Linked DNA regions of Homo sapiens: all the other regions are linked to region 3. A link is a loop called in an ENCODE intact Hi-C map of the cell type or tissue named here. Cell type or tissue: PC-9. All regions are shown on one strand. Region 1 overlaps PIWIL4-AS1 (PIWIL4 antisense RNA 1). Region 2 overlaps AMOTL1 (angiomotin like 1). Region 3 overlaps PIWIL4 (piwi like RNA-mediated gene silencing 4). Region 4 has its middle 7.0 kb from the start of PIWIL4-AS1. Region 5 has its middle 37 kb from the start of JRKL. Region 6 has its middle 76 kb from the start of CWC15.

Evidence for each region. A loop is a pair of places that touch in the nucleus more often than their neighbours do. Peaks named below come from ENCODE experiments on the same cell type or tissue, not always from the same donor. Only the 100,000 strongest peaks of a DNase experiment are listed, where the experiment ranks them.
Region 1: a loop joins it to region 3, with 6 times the contacts of the local background. A loop is called at or near these places in 23 of 110 quality-filtered maps.
Region 2: a loop joins it to region 3, with 5 times the contacts of the local background. A loop is called at or near these places in 5 of 110 quality-filtered maps.
Region 4: it touches region 3 in a loop (6-fold over the local background); 24 of 110 quality-filtered maps call a loop at or near these places.
Region 5: it touches region 3 in a loop (8-fold over the local background); 13 of 110 quality-filtered maps call a loop at or near these places.
Region 6: it touches region 3 in a loop (14-fold over the local background); 93 of 110 quality-filtered maps call a loop at or near these places.

Annotation. Positions count from the first base shown.
Region 1 is chr11:94,735,481-94,739,480 of GRCh38, reverse strand. All of the region lies in intron 1 of PIWIL4-AS1 (PIWIL4 antisense RNA 1), which reads left to right. It also overlaps a transcript of AMOTL1 not described here. Among named protein-coding and RNA genes, the nearest start is that of PIWIL4-AS1, 2.9 kb to the left of the region's middle. In PC-9, no CTCF peak of the experiment used is centred here; DNase peaks (open chromatin) are centred at 1,330 and 2,040; H3K4me3 peaks cover 480 bases; H3K27ac peaks cover 3,166 bases.
Region 2 is chr11:94,792,954-94,796,953 of GRCh38, reverse strand. AMOTL1 (angiomotin like 1) reads right to left here. Exons shown (of 13, transcript NM_130847.3): 2 at 1,794-1,943. Among named protein-coding and RNA genes, the nearest start is that of AMOTL1, 27 kb to the right of the region's middle. In PC-9, no CTCF peak of the experiment used is centred here; DNase peaks (open chromatin) are centred at 2,073, 2,483 and 2,923; H3K4me3 peaks cover 1,597 bases; H3K27ac peaks cover 3,723 bases.
Region 3 is chr11:94,621,084-94,625,083 of GRCh38, reverse strand. It overlaps PIWIL4 (piwi like RNA-mediated gene silencing 4), which reads right to left. Exons shown (of 20, transcript NM_152431.3): 20 at 3,663-4,000. The region is part of intron 4 of PIWIL4-AS1 (PIWIL4 antisense RNA 1); the gene reads left to right. Among named protein-coding and RNA genes, the nearest start is that of LINC02700, 15 kb to the left of the region's middle. In PC-9, CTCF peaks have their summits at 1,567 and 1,768 (motif pointing left); a DNase peak (open chromatin) is centred at 1,733; H3K27ac peaks cover 392 bases.
Region 4 is chr11:94,745,394-94,749,393 of GRCh38, reverse strand. It overlaps a transcript of AMOTL1 not described here. Among named protein-coding and RNA genes, the nearest start is that of PIWIL4-AS1, 7.0 kb to the right of the region's middle. In PC-9, no CTCF peak of the experiment used is centred here; DNase peaks (open chromatin) are centred at 1,543, 2,053 and 2,553; H3K4me3 peaks cover 3,004 bases; H3K27ac peaks cover 4,000 bases.
Region 5 is chr11:96,425,106-96,429,105 of GRCh38, reverse strand. No RefSeq gene overlaps it. Among named protein-coding and RNA genes, the nearest start is that of JRKL, 37 kb to the right of the region's middle. RefSeq lists a silencer at 1,281-1,493. In PC-9, CTCF peaks have their summits at 1,914 and 2,120; a DNase peak (open chromatin) is centred at 2,135.
Region 6 is chr11:94,895,630-94,899,629 of GRCh38, reverse strand. No RefSeq gene overlaps it. Among named protein-coding and RNA genes, the nearest start is that of CWC15, 76 kb to the left of the region's middle. In PC-9, CTCF peaks have their summits at 1,974 and 2,177 (motif pointing right); a DNase peak (open chromatin) is centred at 3,459.

The sequences.
Region 1 (4,000 bases), 110 kb before region 3:
GAAGGACAGAAAGCCCCTTCGGCCAGCATTGCTTAGGGAGCCCAGGGAAGCAGGGGTGGGGCTGTCCTCCCCAAGCAAGGCAGCATTCTTGAGCTGCTGAGCCTATCTCTCCAACCTCTTCTTTTTCCTGCTTCTTATAATCTGAGCTCCCAAATCCAGGAATTAAATATGTTTGGGTGAGGGTTTGCACTCATCACTCCATCCCCTCCCAACTCCTAGAATCCTCCCATTTGTCCTCTGGAACTCATGGTTCATCGCTAGCAAAATCTATATATCCTCAGCCTCCTCTCTGAATGTTTCTTTCAGTGTTGTGCTCTGACCCATACCTGGCTTTCCTTGAAAATAACAGGCTGCATTACTTGCCTCCTCTACTTATTTCAGCCATCTATGGATCCTCTGGTTGTTCTACCTCATTTCTTGAAGATAATGGCATCTGATTCACTGTCACTTTTCCCAGTATCATTCCTGTGATTATTCTTATTTTTCTCCATCTACATAGTCACACTCTGATCTCTCAACTCTTCTGCATCTTATCCCTTTCTTGACCTGCTCCAACCACACCAGCCCCCTGCTGTCATAGCGACACCATGCATAATATCAAGGTGAAGTAATCCACTCTCCTACCTTTCCAGCTTATCCCCTCTGTTATTTTAATCCAATGTGTCCTTGACCCCACCAGCATCTATAATTTACTTATCCATGACCTTTTCTCTGCCCCTCACTCTCCTCATGACCCTCCTTCCTTCCTTATGGACTTTAGTTTCCAGTTTCATTATTATTTCTCTCTTACTTACACCTTCAAATCCATGTTCTGCTCTCTTTCCATGCTATTTACCTGGTGAAAACACAACCCTAGTAAAATATAACTCTCCACCTTCTTTCCATCTACACCCAGCTAAACATGATTGAAGAAGCACAAAATTGGCTGGGCATGGTGGCTCACATCTATATTTCCAGCACTCTGGGAGGCTGAGGTGGGTGGATCACCTGAGGTCCTGAATTTGAGACCAGCCTGGCCAACATGGTGAAAACCCATCTCTAGTAAAAATACAAAAATTAGCCAAGTGTGGTGGCACATGTCTGTAATCCCAGCTACTCAGGAGGCTGAGGCAGGAGAATCGCTTGATACCAGGAGGTGGAGGTTGCAGTGAGCAGAGATCACGCCATTGCAGTCCAGCCTGGGTGACAGAGCAAGACTCCGTCTCAAAAAAAAAAAAAAAAGCACAAAATTATGCTCTCTGGTCTTATTTTCGATTCATGTCCACTAAAATCAAATGGAGCTAGTGCAGCCCAGCAATCACTCTGCATTTGCCTGTTTATTTACTCTCCCGCTCTCTTGTTGCTATGGATGAATCATCTAAGGCCATTATGGCCTCCTGTATGGATCAGATCCCATTTATGTGGCTTTTCCCTCTTCCCACCTGGATTAATATTTTCTTCTGTCCTTGATCACTCCTGTCAGTATACAGACATACTACTATGATCCTGTCTTTTTAAAAATCCTTTCTTGACTCTATGTATCTCCAGCCATTACTCCAATTCTCATCTCCCCTTTACAACAAAATTCATTAAAATAATTGTCTACACTGATAGCACCCATTCTCCATTTTGCTCTTACAAGCAGCCTAAATAGGTTTCTACCTCACTCTGCCAGAGTAGCTCTTGTCAAGGTCAAGAATGGCTTTGCCATTGCCAATTCCAATTATCAGTCCTAGATCCTAACAGCAGGTTTTGACCTGCTGATCTTATGAGTGGATGGGCTCAGATGGGCTGTCTGCAGAATCAGTCTCCTCTGGTTTCCCATAGAATCAAGCAAATAACATTTGTGTCTCAAGAGAGGTGACCTATAGAAGGCCTTGGGATCAGCCAGACCTGGGTTCTAATACCTGTTCCAATACTAGCTAGTAACTTAATTTCTTTCAGCCTTAGCTTTGTGTAAACATGGAGATAATAATCATACCTAGCATACCAATGTGGTGAGAGTGCAATAAACTAATGCACTTGGAGCCCCTAGGAGAGAGAGTGTCACACTGTAAAAGTCAAATAAACATTAGTTATTATTGGATGCCATGCTCCTTTACAGCTGACACAAATGGACTCTTTTTATCCCTTAACAATTTTGAGTTACTAAAAGAAGATATTAACCACAGAGTATGTTTACATTAGAGGAATGTTCGTTGTCTCCAACTTTTAGTTTGCATTCCAAGAGTTGGCTTGAAGGCTGGTTACTTGGAGCTGGCAACAGGTTTACCCCTATGAAGAGCGTTGCCAGTGCTCCACAGGGTGATTAGGTTCTGGAGCCTGCCAAACTGTTCTCACAATGGACTTGCCTTCAATTTGTTCATATAAATGGATGACTTGTAAACTAGGAACTATCCTTACAACATTTTAGTTATTTGAATTTCCTAATCAACTGAGGGTTAATGAGAAAACATTTCTCTTGTTTCAGTATTTGCTGTTGAAAATTCTCTAAAGTCAATGATTCCAATTTTCTATCTTAGGAAGTAGAATAGAGCCAACAATAATGTTTCATATTAATTAAACAAACATTTATTGGGAATTTACCATGCTTCCAGCGCTGTGCAAGGCACTGCAGACACAGAGATGATCAGTGCCCTTCTAATAAGGGATTCCATGACAGACCTTATTGAATCTCAGGGCAATGTCCAAAGTGCCTACCCACACTTGACTTTTATAGGTCTCTTATAAAGAAATGGTTCTGCTGGAGTGTCACTGAGTTATAATAAACAGTGCACAAGTTTACGGATTTGCATCTCAGCTCTGTGAATATTGGGTGGCAGGCATTTTCAGTTTCCTAACAATAATACATACCTCACTGGATTGTTAGGAGCAGCGAAATAGGTAAGGTATGAGACAGACCAGGCACAGTGTCTAGCACACATAGGTACATAATAAATATTCATTTTCTGGCTGGGAATGGTGGCTCATGCCTGTAATCACAACACTTTGGGAGGCAGAGGCAGGTGGATCACCTGAGGTCAGGAGTTCAAAAGCAGCCTGGCCAACATGGTGAAACTCCATCTCTACTAAAAATACAAAAATTAGCTGGGTGTGGAGGCAGGTGCCTGTAATCCCAGCTACTCAGGAGGCTGAAGCAGGAGAATCGCTTGAACCCGTGAGGCAGAGGTTGCAGTGAGCAGAGATTGTGCCATTGCACTCCAGCCTGGGTGACAGAGTGAGATTTCGTCTCAAAATACATACATACATAAATAAATGTTCATTTTCTTCCCACATAGAGGGCTAGAGCATGCCAGATTGCTCTCCTTTTCATCCCAGGTGGCAGGTGGGCCTCCTGCTGCCATGGCCCCAGCAGACAGCAAGAGGGAGTCCCTGCCCCTGTTTCTAGGGAAGCATATTTATTAGAGGTGGGACGTATGGGGAGGAAACGACAAGGTGGAAATATTTCTGGAGCTCAAGAGGAAGTTTACCATAGAAACAGATTATACAGGGGCCTGGTGTCTAATGGTCACTGTTACTATTGCCATGATATATCGTGAGTTGATGGGCTTTTGGGAGCTGGCCTGGGAACCCAACTCCTAACTCTAATGTTCTTTCTTTCCTTATATTATTGTAAATGTTTTAATTTTATTTTTATAATATAAACAAATAAAATGTGTTTGCTGTAAAGGAAAAAACATTTGGTATAGATGAGTATAAACTGAAAAATAAAAGTCTCCTTTCCTGTCCTCTCCTAATCTCCATCCGCAAACTAAAAACCATCCACAACTTCTTATGTGTCCTAGTAGGAATTTTTAAGGCATATTCAAATGTGTATACGAATTGTTTAAACAAGTTGGATATTATTATTATGGATTCCAGATTAAAGGCAAAAATTTCTAAATGAAATTTTGCTCCACTCCCAAACATAAGCTGGGGTATGACTGTTTTCTGTTTAGGAAGGCAAGAAAGTATATTAAAAAGTCATAGAAGAAAAGTCTTATCAACCATTAGAAAACAGTAAAATCTTAAACAAAATTTA
Region 2 (4,000 bases), 170 kb before region 3:
GAGAAAAAAACAAAGGTGGTGTGATATGCTTATATACAAGATATATACATATATGTATATTAATACATCTATATGTGTATGTAAATAGACATATGCCATTAGAAGGTTCATAACTGCCCTTTTTGGGGCAAGAACTGTCAAGGATCACATCCCTCCTACATTTTTGGTATTAAAATATGAAAAAAAGGTGACAGCAGATGACATTGTTACTGTCCTTGCAATAGCAAAATACTGTAACTCCGTGATGGCCCCCTAATTTTCATTAAGAAATTTCACATTTATAACAGTTACAAATCACAACCAAGCCCTAGTTTCTACACCAACAAGCTCCCCCATCCCATCCGTTCTTCCGTGCCCTCAGCCACTCTACGGGTTCCAACTCTCCTTGCCAGCCATTTAGACATGCTGAATGGCCTCTCAATATCTCTTGCCCCTGGCTCCTTCTCCTTTCAATCCATATTGCATTATGACCTGTCTTCCTCTGCCAGATTCAAACTCCCGGGAGCAGAGAGTTCTGTTTGTTATATTTATGTGTTGCCTCCCCAGTGCCTTGAACCCTGTCCTGATACACAGAAGGCGTTCAGGACATGATTGTTGAGGAAATGAAGGGAGTTTACACACTGGTTCCTGAAGCTCAACTTTGATCATAAGGCTCTCCCTGTCACCCTTACCCCCAAAATCTCACCTCTGTGGCTTCTCTGAACCTCTCTCCTCTGAAAAATGGAGAAACTTTCATATCTGCCTCATAGGAATGTATGTGAAATAAACTGAAATTTATCCCTTACCGTCAAAGAATCAATATTGTAACTGAGATATAAACCCAAAGTTCAACAGCAAAAAAATTTTAAACAATAAAAACAAACTATTAAAACTCTACACAACATGAATTGCCAAATATTTGTAATAAACCATTAACTACCCAAGGAAAGACAGATCAATGTGGGTTGGACTGGTCTGCTCTTTCACTCTACCATATTTACTGAAAACGTGTTATAGTTCAGGCATTGGGACAGGTGCTGGGGTTACGAAAGTAAAGAGGACACAGTCCTCCCCTCAGGGTAACTGATCTGAAAGACTTAATGGAACAAGCACATTCAAATAAAAAAATTTTAAAACATTTTAAAATAAAATGAATACAACTTCAAATCAAAATATATTTCCAAAGGAGAATGATGTATTTGGATGAATAATAAAGGAATAGATCTCAACAAGCATGAAAACTATTGAATTCCCCTTTCACTGAAGTAAGAGAGAGATGAGTTATAAGCATATTTAGCAAGAACCATGACATCCTTCCCTAAAGTGGTTTAAAGATTCCCTCACAGTTTAACCAGTCTCAAAAGCCCTCAAAAAGAGATAGGAAGTTTTTACAAAGGAGACAGCTCCTTCCTTGCTATAGTTCTGAATTACTTCTTTTAACTTCTAAATTATTTGCAAAAAGAGATAAAAACAAAAGCAGAGAAGGAAAAAAGAAATGAGATTCTGAGAAAGGGGAGAAAAAAGTATTTAGGAATCAGAGAAAAACTGAAAATAAGTGGTATAATTCTGAAGTTCCTACATGTTTAGGTATGATGCTCTCAGACAGAGTCACATATTAGAGTAAAGCAGTCTATTAACACCATAGCAAAACATGATTAAAAATAAGGCATCTATGAACAGACAATCAATAATCCAATATGATGATTTAAAAAACAAGATTAGAGAATAAACATCTGAATTATGCAAAAGAGCTAAAGATGAGAAACGTAAGATCATTTTGCTTTTCCAACACAAGTGCCGGTAAAAGGACTTACCAACTTTTTCCCTGATGCTACTGGTTGCCTCCACCGTCAAAGCAGATGTTTCATGCCTCCCAGAATAGAGCTGAAAGTCTGGGGAAAAGTAGGTGGAGTCTTCTAGAACCTGGACAGGACTACTGGGGCTATAACAAGCAGAAGGGGACCCTGGGGGAAAGAAAGCGAAGTGAATATGAGTGCCCATCAAGTCCTCCTTCCTTCCTGTGTGACTCACAAGAACCCACCAGGCATTCTCCCACAGTGTTTCAACTTGGCAGAGGGAGCTCTTTCTTTTTGATTCATAAAATTCCAAAGTTACTATTCAGAATTATCACAAGTCCAGCCACCCACCAAAATGACCCGTGAGGTCAACATAACAGTCCTCAAGACACACTGAGTGAAGGCGCAAATGCTCTAATGTTCTCACACAACCCGGTTCCAAGGGTTGCAGCAGCACCAGCGAAAGTCAAGTCCTCTGCGGGACTGAATGTGTCACAAAGTTCTGAATGGTCAAGGTTGAGGACAGAAAGGAGGGAAGCAGGGAGGCCACTGAAGGAAAGCAAAACAGGAAGAGCAGCTGTCTTTCAAAATACATAAAAGATACAGAAAGGAGTGGTCATTCTGCCACACCATGTGTTAGCAAGAGAATGTGCTCTCTGCCCCACTCAAAGACTTCTGGAGTCTAATGTTACAGTGTGGAGCTGGGGCAATGGGGTCTGGTCTTCTGCCAAGCACTGGCCTTTCAGCTCCAGTTTATCTGCTTCACACACAAACTGGAGTGTGCTTCCTGTTCCAATTAAATGTGACACTGTGTTCAGTCCTTCAGTCACTGAACATGAGATAGTACTACAGTAACACTGATACCGCACACACAACATCCATGGGAACATTCAGCAGGACGGGCCCAGGCTGTTTTCCCTCTCTGCACTGATTCCTCTGCATGGGCACCAAGTTTAAGGCTCTTTTCAGCTAAAGTAACTTATTTTACTCTGGGGAAAGAATCATAGTACTTTTTTAAAAATTAACATCCTTGCTCAAAAGAAAATTCCATTAAAAGAAAAAATCCTGTTTTTCAGCAATGGCTTCCAACTGGTAATTTGAAACTTCTCACTAGGTTTGTTATCTACCCATTTCCCACAAGGCCATAGCTAGTGGTAAGTGACTAATTATTGATACCAAACGACCATAAGATGGGAATGTCCTCATCTCCTTCCTGAGTTTCTTTGCCTCAACATATGAAACAGTATTTGCGTGTGTGCTCACATGTATTACAGGCACATTTTGGACTAGAAAGAGAAAGGATTCTGACAAGAATTTTTTTCTTATAAATTAAAAATAATGTAGTTGTAATGCCCACTTTAAAGATGAACATAAACCGAGTACGGATGATACTATATGAAGATCAGTCTAAAACTACAGTTCCAATGCATGACAGTATCTGTCAGCCTTCTCCTTTTGGCCAACCTACAAAGACTAACCTGAAAAGAAACTCAGCCCCTTTCCGGGCATCATCCTCTACGTCTATAAATCTAGAAGCCTAGGGCTAAAATTAGGAATCATGGATGACCTGGATGCAAAGGCAAGTCCTAATCTGGCTTCCTCTTTCAGGCAGGTGGAAAACAGTGGAAAATGAAAAAGGTACAAGGTGCAATTCTGGCTGCACATTAAAATCACCCAAGAAACTTTTAAAATCTCTGTACCCAGGAACCACCCAGATCTATTCAATCAGAAGCTCTGAGGATAGGGCCTAGGCACCTGTATTTTATACAGCTCTTCCAACAATTCCAATGTGGAGCGAAACTGGGGAAGCTCTAAGCAAGAGGGAGAAGAGCAACAGAAAAACTAAACCCCAAAACACCTTTCTGTGCCTTCATTCCCATCCCTCCTACCAAATCAGAGTAAGAGAGGAGTTGAGAGCCCATATGCTTCGATCAAAGAAAGTGTGATGTTTTCTTAAAATAGACACTGAGTCAGGAATGCCATGTGCCAGCATATTACAACTTCAGATGATTCTATCTAGTCACATGACTAAGAATGTTAAATGAAAACAGAGCAAACTGATAATAAAACTGAGGTCCAACTAAAATATATATGTGTGTGTGTATATATATATGAATATGTGTATAAAGAAGAGTGTAGGGCTGTGTGTGTGTGTGCTTTCAATGTGGAGCTCAGTATGGATCCCAGCACTAAGCCATTCACTGTCACTACAATGTCAGTATGAG
Region 3 (4,000 bases):
GAGAAACACCTGTGAAGAATACTGGTGAGAGGAAGTAGGAGTGACTAGGGAGGGCCTTAAGACCTCAGTGCTAATCTGAAATACATGAAACGGAGTGGGAAGGAAAGAGGATCAGTAGAAAAAGCTCAAAACTTTAGTGCAGTTCTTAGAAAACCTTGGTCAAGACAAAGTGGGTTCCCCTACTGTGTTAAGTCTATTCTCACACTGCTGTAAAGAACTACCTGAGACTGGGTAATTTATGAAGAAAAAGAAAAGAGATTTAATTGACTCACAGTTCCACAGGCTGTGCAGGAGGCATGGCTGGGGAGGCCTCAAAAAACTTACAATCATGGCAGAAGGCCAAAAAGGGAGCAAGGACATCTTCACATGGCAGCAGGAGAGAGAGAGAGAGAGAAGGGGGAAGTGCTACACATTTTCAAACAACGAGATATGGTAAGAACTCACTCACTATCATGAAAACAGCAAGGGGGCAATCCACCCTCACGGTTTAATCACCTCTCACCAGGCCACTCCTCCAACACATGGGGATTACAATTCAACATAAGCTTTGGGTGGGGACACAGAGCTAAACACAGCATATTACCTATCAGAGACTAATAGTGGAGTCCCATGTTGGGCAGAAACAACCCAGATCTATTACCTCTCCTGTGCTCAGTAATGGGCTAGAATCAGTCTGGGGAGGGTATGGTCTCATCACCCCTGTGGTGGATCCTGAAGCTGTAGCATTTAGAGGCTGTCAGCCAACTATGCTCCTTGCAGAAGGTTCTTTTAAAGGATAATCTGATGGGCCACTCCATGGTGGCCACAGAAATGTATTTAAAGTATACTTTCTTCCAGAGTCTCTCCCTCAGTTCTCAAAATAAAAGAAAAACTACAAAATCCTTTCTATAAAATAGGAACTGGTAGATTGTTTATTTCTAGAGACAATATTAAGCTTTCCCTTAAGTAGAATTGTAGAATTCAGAATCTAGTACAGTGCCTGGCACATAATAGAAACCCATAACTATTTGTTAACTAAATTGTGCCATTTGATTCATTTCCTCTCCTCAGGTCTAATAAGATGATACCCTTTATTAAGGCCAGATACTTCAGATTTGACATTTCTAATCCTTACAATAACTCTACAATGCAGACATTGTTAGACATTTTTACAAGTAGATACACTGAGGCTCAGAGAGGTTAAGTAACTTGCCCAATGTCACACGACTATAAGTGGTGGTTCTAGGATTCAAATCCAGTGCTGCTCTGAAGCCTGGCACAGGCTCCCTTTCCTCTTTGTCCTTGGTAGCCTAAGGAAAACTAATTAATGCATGTGAGAGGTGGCAATCACATAACGTGAAGCTGAAATAGGTCTCATATATTATCTAAACCAGTATTCCTCAGCCCTGGCTGAACATCAGAACCATTTCGAGAACTTTTAAAATATTCGGATGATCAGGCCCCATCTCAGACCATTTAAATCACTATTTTGAGAGGTAGACCCAGGCATCTCTATTTTTTTGTTCTAAAGCTTTTAAACATGGGAACTTCTAATCTTCTCAAGATTAGGCACCACTGGTCTTGTCCAAGCCCTCTCATATTACAGATTGGGTAACTGAGTCCCAGAAAGTGAAGTTATCACATCTGACAACCAAACGTGCTGGAACCAGAGCTCATATGAAGATTTCTTAGTCCCATGTTGCCCTCTAGGAGTTTACCTGAAATTGTTTGTTGAAGCCTATGACACTGCCATGATGAAGGACTCTATTCACACAGCAGTCCTTGTGTGCCCTCTGGTGGGTTAAAGGGGTAAGAAGTCATTTCCTGGGGCAGTACTTAAAAGGGTGGGTGGGCGCTCTGCAGAAGGTTGTATTGCCTAATCAAAATGTTTCGTGTGGATTTATACAAGCTGGCTGGTTAGGTAGTGGGGATTTATATCACCGTTCTACTTTGAAGGAAGAAAACAACAAGATAAACAAAAACAAAACCCACCACCTTGAATTGGATCAGTGCCTTGTCTCCAAAGACTTGCTATATAATGCCATCTTTTTTTTTTTTTTTTTTTTTTCTGAGACAGAGTTTTGCTCTGTCGTCCCAGGCTAGAGTGCAGTGGTGCAATCTCGGCTCACTGCAAGCTCTGCCTCCCGGGTTCACGCCATTCTCCTGCCTCAGCCTCCCGAGTAGCTGGGACTACAGGTGCCCGCCATATAATGCCATCTTTAAATCCCATAAGGCACTACCTCACATTAGTGCTCTGGGAGAAATTTTTTAAATCTTAGAGTATCTTTTATCAAGGGTGTAGACTCTTTTGGTTCATCTTACAGGTTTTGCAAACAAACCTGAGGACAAATTCTAGCTCCACAATTTATTAATCTCATAAACTTCAGTGAGTCACGTGGTATCTTTAATCCCCAGCTTTACCATCTGAAATGGTCATTATAACCTAATTTATACAGTTCTTGTGGAGATTAAATGTGTATATGTAGGCATGGCACTGGCCCTGAAACTTATTAAGTCCCCTCCACCCTCATGCTTCACAAAATGGTTATCCTATTATTGGTAGACCCCTGTTGGGTGCATTTCTACTATGTCTGGACAAAACTCTCAAATAGGAAAAGAATATTTTCAGTGCAAAGTGATGTAACCTGTGCATTGGCATCCCTCCTGTGGCCTGCTTCCCTTGTCCCCAGAGAGCACTTGCCACTCTCCTGCCACCCTTTGTTGCAGACTTCCACAGACCTTCCCGTGGTAAGCAGAATTTGAACTCTGATCTATCCCTCATCAAAATATCTTTTGCATGTAGCTGTATTCTCATTCCTGGGGCATTCCAACATGAAAAGGTTGAGAAGATGAGGAAAAGCCACAAAAGGAGACAGCATGAGTGATCAATATGCAGTAGGAGAGAAATCAGGAGAGTGTTATTCTACAGGCCAAATAAAGAATGTCTCAGAGGGAGGAAATGATTGACTGGGTCAAGCAAGACAAGGACCAAGAGGTGACCATTGGATTTAGCAAAGTGGAGGTTATTGGTGGTGTTGACTAAGGCAAGTTTGCTGTAGTGGTTGTGGTGAAATTGTGATTGGAATACAGAATTGGATACATCAAGCACAGACTCTTCTTTTGCGATGTTTTTCCTGTAAAGAAGTGCCAGGCAATGGGGTGGAAGCTAGAGGAAATGGCTTTTTAAGATGAGAGAAATAACAGCATATTTATAATGCCAGTGAGAATGAGCCAGTAGTGAGAGAGAAAACTGATGATGCAGAAAGGAGAAGGGAGAACTGCTAGAGCAGCATCCTTCACAGGTCAGAGGGATTGAGATTTAGTACAGAGGTGGAGCGCCTTATAGGAACAGACATGCTGCACTCATAATAAAGGGAAGGGCAGGCAGAGTCTATGGGTACAGATGCCGTTAGGTGAAGGTAGAGATAACGAGAGGTTTGCAAAAGTTCTCTTCTGATAGCTTCCTTTTTATCAGTAAATAGGAAGCAAGGTCATCACTGGGAGAAGCTGCTATTAAGTGAAATAAAGTCCCATCAAGAGAGCAAGTGATCAGCTCAGTTTCCGAAATAGAACTCAAAGATTAATGGTGATGTGCTCTAGTGGGTAAGAGGTTTTGCTGAAAATACTTCAATTATGAGGTTCACATGTAATATCAACGTAAAATTCAAATAACAATAAACACATGATGTTCTGAACTTTATTTTCAACTATTTAAACCACTCTACAAAATGCTCTACAACATTAAGAAAACCTCAGCAAAATTTGGGGTGGGAATTAGACTCTGTTTATCTGTCATCAAAATATCACGCAAACACTTATTTTAAGTGTTTAACTTAAGATATTTAACTCTGTGGAATTCTTTGTAGATGATGGTATATTTAAATTCCACATATGACAATGAAAATTTACCCCAAGCATACAACTCTTTAAAACAAAATAACACACATTTTTTAAAACTGTTTCAGATTAAGTTGTTTTGCTTTTTTTCCTAGACATGAAAACTAAGCTCAATCTTTTTCCC
Region 4 (4,000 bases), 120 kb before region 3:
GATAGGCACCATCCAATTGGCCGGGGGCCTGGATGGAACCAAAAGGGCTGAGGAAAGGCAAATCCTTGCTGTCTCTTCAAGAGCTGGGACGCTCTTCTTCTGCCCTTGGACATCAGAACTCCAGGTTGTTTGGGTTTTGAACTCCAGTACTCGCACCAGTGGTTACCCAGGTTCTCAGGCCTTTGGCCTTGGGCTGAGAGTTACATCATCATGTTCCATGGTTCTGAGGATTTCAGACTTGGACTGAGGCTCACCATGGCTTCCATGGTTCCCCAGCTTGCAGACAGCCTGTCACGGGACTTCTCACCCTCCATAATCACAAGAGCAGATTCCCCTAATAAATTCCCTCTCATCCAACTATACCTATATATATCCTATTTGTTCTGTCTCTCTGGAGAACCCTAATGCAACCCATAAGCTGGAAGAGGAAGTTATCAGAATCCAGCAAGACAAGATGCTATAAGAGAAGGCCATTCTATAGTTATGTGCAGCAGAATCACACAGCCATATTGTCCCACAGCTTGATGGGAAGGAAGTAGGTACACTGAGTTCTCTTTCTTACCACCCTCCTGTATCCTGCCAGTGCTTCTTATTGGTCAAATACAACAGGAATCCAGGTGATGCATTCCAAAAGGTAAGTGTTTCAGAGCACAGAGAAGAGTGATAAAGGATGGTAAGTGGGTCTGGAAAAGCATCAGAAAATAGTACATGATTTTAAAGTTTAGGAAAAGAAGATACAGATTAAGTAACTTGTCTATGGTCATAAAGCAAGTAAGAGGTGGAGCTAAAATTCATCACTCAGTATGGCTTGATACCCATGCTCTTAACCACTAAGATGTGCTTCCTATAACTTGTTAGGAAGATTGCTAGTCATCCAGCATCTCTTTCTCCCTGTACCCTACCCAGCTATTCTCTGATAATAGACTCCATCCTATCCCCACCCAGTTTTCCCAGTCTTCCTGGAACTGCGGGTAGCCACGTGACTAAAGTTCAGGCCAATGGAATATAAGTGAACACCATTAGATGTGTGCAGCTTTCAGGTTGTGCCCACCACTTTCCTTCTCCCTCGTCTATGGACTAGAATGCGGATGTGATAGTAGAAGCTGAAACAGTCACCTTGAACCACTGCATGGAAATTACTTTTGAGGATATAGTGCACCCTGAAGCCACCAGATCAGCACTGGACTGTTCATGCTCTAAGTTAAAAAGAAATAAACTTACATATTGTTTAAGTAACTGTCATTTTGGCCTTTGTTATAGCAGCCCAACCTATATCCTAAATAATACCAAGACCAAGCACCCACATGGCCCAAATGAGGCTCAGTCATAATGGTTTGAGCAATAAGAGAAATACGACTGGTATAGTCAGCTAGTGATCACCAATGTGTGTCTTCTCCTCTTTTTCCTGGCATATAACTAGACTACATTTTTCCACCCCACCCCATTCCATCTGGGTGAGGCTGTAAGACTAGTTCTTACCCTTGGAAAATGAGGAGAAGTGAGTATTTTGCCTCCAGGCTGAGGCAATCAAGGGTGAACATTCTTGCTCACCTGATTCACTTACCTGACAAATGGATGCAAACATCACTGAAAGAATCTGAGCCCCTAGAAGATGGTAAAGCCAGGAAACGGAAGAAGCCAGGGTCCTTAATGACACATGAAGCACAGCCCTCTGACAACTCTACATTTGACCATTGCACAAGCACGAAACGCAGTCTTCCTTGTGTTAAGCCACTGACACTGGGGTTTAGCCTATCCTGACTAAGGCATAAACACTGTGATCCAGAGCTGCAATCTCATCCCATATTTTTGGAGGACAAGGGGGTAGGAGGAGACTGGGAAATATTTAAGTTATTATTTTAAAGAAGTTATACAAATGTCATAATTTGTCCTAATAAGACCCAGCATACATCCTGCCTGAATGAGGAAGGCCAGAATAGCACAAGAAAACACTTTCTCCTTGCATATTGGCCCTCAGGGGAGTTAGCCCTGGTGGCTCCCAAGAATGCTATTCTCATGACACACTCCTCTCCTGGCACTCATAGGCCAGTTCACCAGGTCTGAGCAGAGACAGCACCAACTGAGCTCCTTGAGGCATGCCAGAGGGTCAAGCAACCCCAAAGGGCAACAAATTATGAAAGGTTAAGAAAACAAGGAACCAGTTTGCTTGTGGGTGGTGAGAGTGAGCTCCCCCACCTATTCTTTCTAAAGTCCAGATTTTCTAAAATAAGCACATACTGCTTTTATACTAAAAAACTAAAGTTTAAAAATTGGACTTTCAAAACTTCAAGTTTTAAGAAAGATAAAAAATAAGCTGGATAAGCCCCAGGAATAAACATAGGAGATAGAGGTCACAGAAGAAAGGATCCAGTCCTCAAGGCACTGTTACAACAAGCAGAAAGGCCAGTCTTAGAGATATACAACTGAAAAGATAAAGTGTCTCACGGGTCACACCCTCACTCCGTCATTCAACAAATATTTACTGAAGATTAACTTGTGCTGGGCACTGTGCTGGCTGCTAGATTTACAAAGAAGAATAAGGTGGCCACAGTGTAGCGCAGTTGTTCACAATCTTAGCTGCACATTGAAATCACTTGAGATGTGATTAAACCCAAGCAAACAAACAAAAAAACACAATAACATTGATGCTTGGGTCCACATGCCAGAGATGTGGATGTAATCATTCAGGATTGGGAACTGGTCTCAGGACTTATAAAAGCTCCTCCTGATTCTAATGTGCAGCCAAAATGGAAAACCACCAGGAGGACATGACACATGGGATTAGGGTTGAAGGCTAGATAGGAGCAAGCCAGGGGAGAAAGGGAGAAGGGGGAAGAGGGGCATCCAGGTGGAGGAAACCAAGCTGAATGTAGAGGATTGCCCCATAGTTCCATACAACTAGAATGTCATAGTGGGTATGAGTGATGCAGGTTATGGCGTTCCTCCTATGTCAAACCAAATATCTATCCTCCAGGTAGAGGAGAGTCAGTCAAGGTTATTCACAGGGCAGACATGGTCACATCTGGGTTCATCCAACTCTCCACACATCCTTTCTAACCCTCTCAGATGACCGTAACTTCTAGCTATGCATGGAACTACCGAAAGGCTATGGAAAGGTGTGGGCTTTGCCTCCTCAGAAAATGGTACCACCATCTCAAGAAAGAAAGCATATTTCTTGACACTCCATCATGACACTTCAATACAGCATTCATCCAGAGACACACCCCTTTCTCTACTGCCTTTTAAAAAATCCCCTTTTTGGTGACTTAATTTTATTATATGATCTTGCTGCAACACTGAGAATCAATCCCCCAAGGAGCCAATAGTTATTCATTTGCAGACTGATATAAAAATTCAAAGGTGGAATGGACTATCAATCATGAGGCAAAAAAGTAGTGGAACTATCACCAAAACCTCAGATGGAAAACCATTCCACATGTGGCTCCAGGGACGAATCACTAAATAATTCCACTGACCTAATCACCATTCCTGACTACCTCCTTTTGGAGACTAGGTAAGTTGTAGAGAAGCTTCCAGAAATAAAAACCGCTTGATTAGTAGGTGGGATAACTGGTAAAAGCTATTTTATCCTTCAATCTTGGGAAATAAGTATGTTTTAAATGAATAATAATAATAAAACAATAAAATAAAAGCACTTCCTGAATTCCAAGCACATTCAATACATGGACTTTACATACACCATTTACCATATCCACGCAAGGTCCCAGTTGAGTTGATTAAATAACTGAGGCTTAAAGCAGCTTAATCACCTGCCCAAGGTCACAAGAAACTGCAAGAGAATTCAAACTAAATTTTTAGGACTTCTGTGATGACACAACATAATAAAAAATATACATATATTTGGTTTTCATCCCTGGTTCTCAGCACAGAGCTCCTAAAACCCTTGAAATTTCCTGAGTGATAGAGGTGATAGGAGCATCTTTTTTTTATTCATAATAAATACCTTTTAACCATACCTGAGTTTATGCTAATGAGATAA
Region 5 (4,000 bases), 1.8 Mb before region 3:
TGGGAATTGCATTCTATTTGTGTAGTAATCTGAGGAGAATTTACTTCTTTACAATATTAATATTTCACACCCAAGAACATCCACTTAATCAAGATTCTTTTATGTTCCTCTACTTATTTTGTAGTTCTCTTCAAGAAAGACTTGAACCTTTTCATGAGAGTTATTCCTAAATATTTTCTAACTAAATTTTAAAAAGAGTTAAGATCTTGGTAATCCTGTCCTAATTTCTAAATATGGTCTATGTGCTTCAGCTATAGTCTCCTACACAGTGGTTCTTAAGAACTCTAAACCCTGAGATGAGGGGGAAAATCAATTGTACATCAAAATAGTAAATACTTGGTAATGAAGCAGTGTTACAGATTTTTATTCCGTCATTTCTAAATTTTCTTTATCTTTATATTTAAAAATAAGTTTAACATGTGAATGAGAGACCTATCACTTAAGACCCAAAACTCCCACACTTTCCATTTATGTCAATATATTATACATAGGTGTAGGCACCAAAAATTTTTGTGGTTAGTCACCCAAACTAGATTATAAAGGCTTTAATATTTCCCTGCACCTTTTATTCGTTATTCTTCATGGCTCCTAGTACAATATCATGAAAATAGTAAATGCCCAGTTGATGCCTCCTCAAGGAGTTATCAAGTGAATTGAGTGACTAAAGCAGAAGATGGAAAGAACTACAAAATTTGATGTGGCACATCAAAATAACTTGCGCACTGTTTTGTTTTTAAATTATAATTCTTGTAGGCATGTCTATGTCTTCAACTAGACTATAAGTATGTTGTCACTAGGAGCTGTATCTCATATTCCCTTTATGTATTCTCATATTCCCATCAGAACAACTTAGGGACAAATCATGGATTGATTAAAAATAAAACTTCATATGCTAAAGAACCAAAACCACATAAAAATGTCAAAGAAGACAAAATAGAGAATACATCTGCATCCTAAACAAGCATTTTTAGAGCCATTACCCACATTTTAAATAGGCCAAAGTGTCTCAGTCTGAGGAAAAGGATTATAGCAAAGCAAGCATTGTTTTTGGTGGTGGCAGTAGTCTTCACTTTTTGTTATATTAGAAAGTGCAAGACAATAGTCAGGCGTGGTGGCTCACGCCTGTAATCCCAGCACTTTGGGAGGCCTAGGCAGGTGGATCATTTGAGGTCAGGAGTTCGAGACCAGCCTGACCAATATGGTGAAACCCCATCTCTACTAAAAATACAAAAAGTTAGCTGAGCGTGGTGGTGGGCACCTGTAATCCTAGCTACTTGGGAAGCTGAGGCAGGAGAATCGCTTGAACCCAGGAGGCAGAGGTTGCAGTGAGCCGAGATTGTGCCACTGCCCTCCAGTCTGGGCAACAGAGCGAACTCCGTCTCAAAAAAAAAAAAAAAGAAAAGAAAAGAAAAGAGAAGAAAAAGAAAAAGAAAAAGAAAGAAAAAAAAAGTGCAAGAAAGTAACAAGAATGTTTGTCATTTTTTAAAAATGAAACCTCGGCCGGGCGCGGTGGCTCACGCCTGTAATCCCAACACTTTCGGAGGCCGAGGTGGGCAGATCACGAGGTCAGGAGATCGAGACCATCCTGGCTAACACAGTGAAACCCCATCTCTACTAAAAATACAAAAAATTAGCCGGGCGTGGCGGCAGGCGCTTCCCAGCTACTCGGGAGGCTGAGGCAGGAGAATGACCTGAACCCAGGAGGTGGAGCTTGCAGTGAGTCCAGATCGCGCCACTGCACTCCAGCCTGGGCGACAGAGCGAGACTCAGTCTCAAAAATAATAATAATAAAATAAAATAAAAAATGAAACCTCTAGACAATATATTGTAGAACAGATAGATACAAATGCGGGTCATCTCTTTGTTTTTGCTGAGTCTGATAACATTAAGGTGAACACTGAACAGCCATCTGCTAAGTAATTAAACCTGCCGCTTATTAATGTAACTCTTGTATTAGTTCAGCATTGATGAACAATTTAATGGGTTGAGAAATTGCAGATTCAATTTCCTGTGTCACTACTCTCTCGTGTTCCCATAATCAAGTTAGATATGTTTTTACCCAAAACTATGTTAAATCAAAATAGTGTTAAAAAGAAGAGTCAATATTCTGATATACCACAAGATGGGGATGTTACTCCATCTTAAATGTCCCCATTGCCCTGCTCCCGCATCCCAACCCCTGTTTTGTTTCAAGATATTTAAAACTCTCCTGAAGACTAAATTTGGGTTTTCTTTCTCAAAAATTAAGATTTCAGATCATCTATGTTTCCAAATGAAGTTAGAATCAAACCATCTATAAAACAAAATGGAAACAGGGATATCCACTTTAAAATGTGTCAGGGATACACGCTTTAAAATGAGTGTATCTTTGTTTTTCTGCAGATTATATGCATTTGAATTTTGAACGGAGCTTCATGGTGGGCGTGTGTGTGTGTGTGCGTGTGTGTGTGTGTTTTATTCCGCAGGTGCTTGTTATCCTGTCTCTTCATCCACATGAAAGCCTCCTACATAGTAATTTTGTGAGTCCCTGTAATTGTCTCTCCCTTTTAGCTGTGCTAGTTCACATTTGCAACTCCAGTATGAAGTGAGTATGTGTGTTTGCGTTTCTTTGTCTTGTGAACATGTGACTGTGTCATCCTTTGTTTCTATTCTTCCTTATCTCTTCTGTTTTTCCATTTAAAAAAATCTTAATACAGCAAAGGTATCTGGTAGTCTATAATGATGCTAAAAAATTTCTTTCCTTTCACCCACTATGTCTCTCCATAATAGTCACTAAAGGTCTGATTTTTAAAATTAGTTGTTATTATCAAATTGAATTAGGAAATGAGAATATTTTATATGTTTTATATGCTCCCTGGTGTGTCTTGCATGTATGTGTGTATGTTTATTGATTTTTTTATTCCTCTGGGTGCTTTGTATTTAATATAAGAGGGGTTCCTTATTCAATTGTTTTACATACTCCCTGGACACTGACTTAAAAGAAAATCTCCTTTTGATCCATTACGTCAGTCAGAAATCGCTGTTTCCAGGGGAATTTAAATTGGTTTTCTCAGCAATTTATTATTTTATAAGAAGCTTGGCTACCCTACTAATCAAAATTTTATATTCTTATTTAACATGGGATTAAATTGCCTAATTCTACTATCAAATTCATAAAATATTTTCTTTTAAAAAAGTAACTATGTTCTTTCACTCCTATTCAACATTACACTGAAAATCCTAGCTGATAAAACAGGACAAGATAAAGAAATAAAAGGCATAAGATTGAGTAGAATAAATAAAACTGTCTTTGCCCATGGATGACATGAATGTTTAGGTAGAAAATTCCAAAGAATCAACACACAAAAAAACTACAGGAACTAATAAGTGATTATAGAAGGTTTCAGGATACAAGGTTAATATACAAAAGTCAATTACTTTCCTATACCAGCAATGAACAACTGAAATTTGAATCTAGAAACGCAACAACATTTACATTAACACTGAAGAGTGAGAGAAGAAATACTTAGGCATAAACCTAACAAAATATATACAAATCTGTAATAGCAAAACTACAAAACTCTGATGAAAGAAGATTTAAATAAATGGAGTTATTCCATGCTCATGGATAGGAAGACTCAATATTTTCAAGATATCAGTTCTTCCCAGCTTGATCTAAAGTGTCAAGAAAATCTCAACCAAAATCCCAGCAAGTTATTTTGAGAATTGATTATTAAGAGATTCTAAAGTTTACATGAAAAGGCAATAGAGCCAGATTAGTTAGTGCAATGCTGAAGTGGAAGAATGAAGTCAGAGAACTGACACCACATGACTTGGAGATTTACTATAAAGCTATAATGATCAGAACAATGTGGTGGTGGAAAAAGAATAAACAGATAGATCAATGAATAGAGAGCTCAGAAATAGACCCACACAAGTATACTCAACTGATCTTTGACAAAGGAACAAAGGCAATTCAATTGAGAAAGAAGAATATTTTCAACAAATGATGCTGGAACAA
Region 6 (4,000 bases), 270 kb before region 3:
TTTTTTTTTTCTTGTGATGTCTTGGTCTGGTTTTGGCATCAGGGTAATACTAGCCTCATGGGATGAGTTGGGAAATGTTCCCACCTTATTCATTTTTTGGAAGAGTTTGTGAAGGATTGGTATTAACTCTTTTTTAAATGTTGGGTAGAATTCATCAGAGAAGGCATCAAGTTTTTAGTATATTCACAGAGTTGTGCAAAACTCACTAGAATTTAATTTTAGAGCATTTCTGTCACTCCCCAAAGAAACCCTGTAGTCACTAGCAGTAACACCTCACTTCCCTCAGCCTCAGGCAACCACTACTTTATTTTCTCTCCTTGTAGATTTGCCTATCCTAGACATTTTATATAAGTTAAATCATATAATATGCAGCACTTTATGACCAGTTTCTTTCACTTAGAAGACTGTTTTCAAGGTTCATCAATCCGTGTGTCACTACTTCATTCATTTTAGCTGCTGAATCGTATTCCACTGCATGAATATACCACATTTTGTTTATCGTCTGTTGAGAGACATTTGGGTTGTTCTCACATTTGCCTATGATAAATAATCCTGCTATGAACATTTGTGTAAAAGTTTTTGTATGGATTAGCAATGTTTTGTTTTTAAAATGATATTTGCAGCAGATTTTTATCTAGCACTTTAGTTGTTTTCATCAGCTGAATTGCCAGAAACATAAATCAAATTTTGCTTTTCTCACTGAGCTTGTACTACCTAATTGGAGCAAGGAATGTGGTCAAAGGATGTGGTGGCCTAGCATAAAGAGAATCTCTAGCAGTTTCATACCTGAGGGCTTTATGCAGGGGAATACAGGACCCTAAATAAAGGAACAAAGAAATCCATCCATCCATCCATCCATCCATCCATCCATCCATCCATCCATCCATATACTTCATTCATTCATTAACTAATAGTTTTTGAGCATCTACTGCATATGGGCCAGGCCCTGTGTGAGGGAGGCTGAAAATTCAAATGAATGTAAGACAGACCTGGTCTCTACCTTCTGAGAGCTTACATTTTAACAGAAAACAACCAAACAGGCAAATTTCCACACAGTATGATAGCTACAATGCAAATGGAAGAACAGGGGCCTATGGGAGCAAAGAGGAGGGCTCACCACCCAGTGGGGAGAGGGCCGGAAGTCTTCCCAGAGGCAATGGGAGCTACAGAAGAACTTCAATTGTGTATTGGTGAGGTAGGGGGTTGATGTGGGGGTGAAACTACCCTGCAACATTGAGTTCTTTATCTAGGAACCCTGATGGAGCAATGAATTTCAAAACCCGGGTCCATCTTTTGATAGAACTGCCCAAAATGAGTTTAACACGGTGCTTGGCAGACACAGAACAGGTGCTCTGTGTGTGTGTGTGTTTGTGTGTGTGTGTATACACACATATATACATAATGAATCCACGGTAAACCTAACTGTACACCCACCCCAGTTCATTGTAATCTAGGTGTCTTCCTAGATTTGCAAACCGCTGATAAGAGATTTTTCTTTTTCAAGAGCAGAGATGAATTAGAGAATATAAAGCTTGTTCTTCAAATCAGTTATCTAAACTGCAGGGCTGTCCAGTAGAAATTTCTGTGATGACAGAAACGTTCTAGACTTGTGATCTCTTACATGATAGTCACTAGCCACAAGTAGCTACTGAGTGCTTGAAATGTGGCTAGTGTGACCGAGTCACTCAGTTTTAAATTTTATTTAATTTTAATTAATTTCAATTCAAGCAGTCAGATGTGACTAGTGGCTACCGTGTTGAATAGAACAGCAGAAACACTGTTGCTACTAAAAGTGCATTATGAATGCACTTTTCAAAGAGCTTTACCTCTCTTATCCCTTATTGTCACTTGATCCTCACAACAGTCCTGTGAAAGATGTATACCAGGCACCATTCATCTCATTTTACAGATAAGGAATCTGAGGCCCAGAGAGGTTCCCAGCTAAAGACTGATCTGGGCCTGGAGTCCTGGGATCCTGAACAATTAAGGAGACTGGTGTTCTTGCCCTCCAGCCATCAGAGGATGACTGTAAGGCCCAAATAATGTCTTGTCTCATTGCTATGAGTGTATAAAGGATTGAGCAGATGCCTGGAGCTAGCATTGGAGTAGCAGAATTTCCAAGTCCAGATCCTAGGGAGAATGGTGGTCATTCCCATGATGGGCCACTAGAGGGGGCTTGCTGCTCTAACACGAGGTTATTTCTTTTTAGTTATTACCTTTATAGTTCAGGGTGCCAAGACTTTGCAGCACATCTTTTCAAGGTGGAACAGATGGTTAACTTCTTGGCAATATTTCTATGTCATTTGCAGATGTTGGCTCAAAAATACCTTTCCTTGAGGTCCAAATGTACTGATTAAGTTCAGTTTTTTGGCCTAAAGTTATTTAGAGGCAAATTTCCAAAATATCATTAAGCCTTACCAGCCATTTTCTGAAAGCAGGCTTGAATAGGAGGAAAAAAGAACAAGTGAGTAATGGGAAGAGGAACAGAGTTGTGAAGAGGTAAAATTTATGGAAAAATTAGGTCACTGAAAAAGGAGAAGAGGAAAATGAAGATAAGCCTTATTATTAGTTTAATTCCTCTTTCACTGTAACAAGAAAAACACACAAGAATTTAAAGGCACTCCAATTATCTTACCTGTGGCTGGATAGGGAGGACTGCATGTCCCCCTGGGACAAGGCCACAGTCTCTGATTTTTAATACTTCCATCTTATCCCAAGAGGAGACACTCTCCCCCAGGACTTAAGCAACACTTCTTGCCTATTTTCCTGTTCAAAATTATAAACAAGGTAGACAGGGAGGCAACACTGCTTGCATTCTATCAGAAACTGAGCCTTGGATTGCCCGATGACCTGCCCAAGACCACTGAGCTAGTAAATAGGAGAACCAGATTTACAGCCGGGTCTATGTGACTTAGCCTGACAATGTACAGTTGTGCAGGTTATTCTCTATCTAGTAGCAGGAAGTGACATGTACATAGGTATCTCCATATATATATATATATATATATTCGCTATTTTCCAGCAAATGGCAATCAACTGACTTGAGGGAGGAATACCCATTGTCTAATTTGCAAAAGATACCATTTGAGCTCTCAGTAGCCCTGGTATGGCTGCTGTCACTCCTCTATCCACAAGGAAGCGAAGCTATGACAGGCTGTTCCAAAAGCCCAGGAACTCAGCCTTGAGGGCTGCTCCTGCTCAGTCAGCGTCCTCATGCACATTTGTGCAGACTAATTTCAAGGTCTACTGAGAACCTTCTGACTCCAAGCCAGGCCTTTGGGTACGGAAAGAGGCTAGAGGTCAGAGAAAGATGCCATTGGTGAAGAAGAATTTGAAAAAAAAAAATCTACCAAACAAGAACAAAAAATCCACTCCCTCTTGACCAGGAAGGAGCAGAAGCACAGTAGGGTGACAAAAATACATGGACTCTAGAGCCAGCCAGACAGTGGGTCAAATCCAGGCTCCGTTACTCACTAGCTGGTTGACAGGCAGTGAGTCACCTTATTTCTCTGAGCCTGTTTCCTCATCTGTAAATGATGGGTGGTTGGCTGCATGCTCTTTCAAAGGTTGTTGTGATGATTAAATGAAATAATACATGTAGAGGATCTGACATGGTACCAGGCATGGTCAGGGTTTTTTAAAATTCAGCCACTGTATTGCTATTTGATGTCAGGTCAGCAGTCAGAGATGTCAGCCTGGAGGGCTGGGCTGGGGATAGAGAAGTCGCAGACGTAGAGCCAAGAAACCCTCTGCATTCCTGGTTGTAGCCCAAAGAGACTAGGCAGCTGGGGGAAAACTGGCCATCCACGCATCCCACCCTCAATTATTAACAGGAGGGTTTGGGAAGAAATGATCTGATATGGGTGCTAAGCATCCCTGCAAGTTTCCACTAGATATGCCAAGAACACAAGTCCCTGAGTGCTCTTTACCCAGATCATTTCTCAGAGTTGTGTTTGCAGCCAGCAGTCTTGAGGGATGAGGTAATGTCTTCCTTTGGACA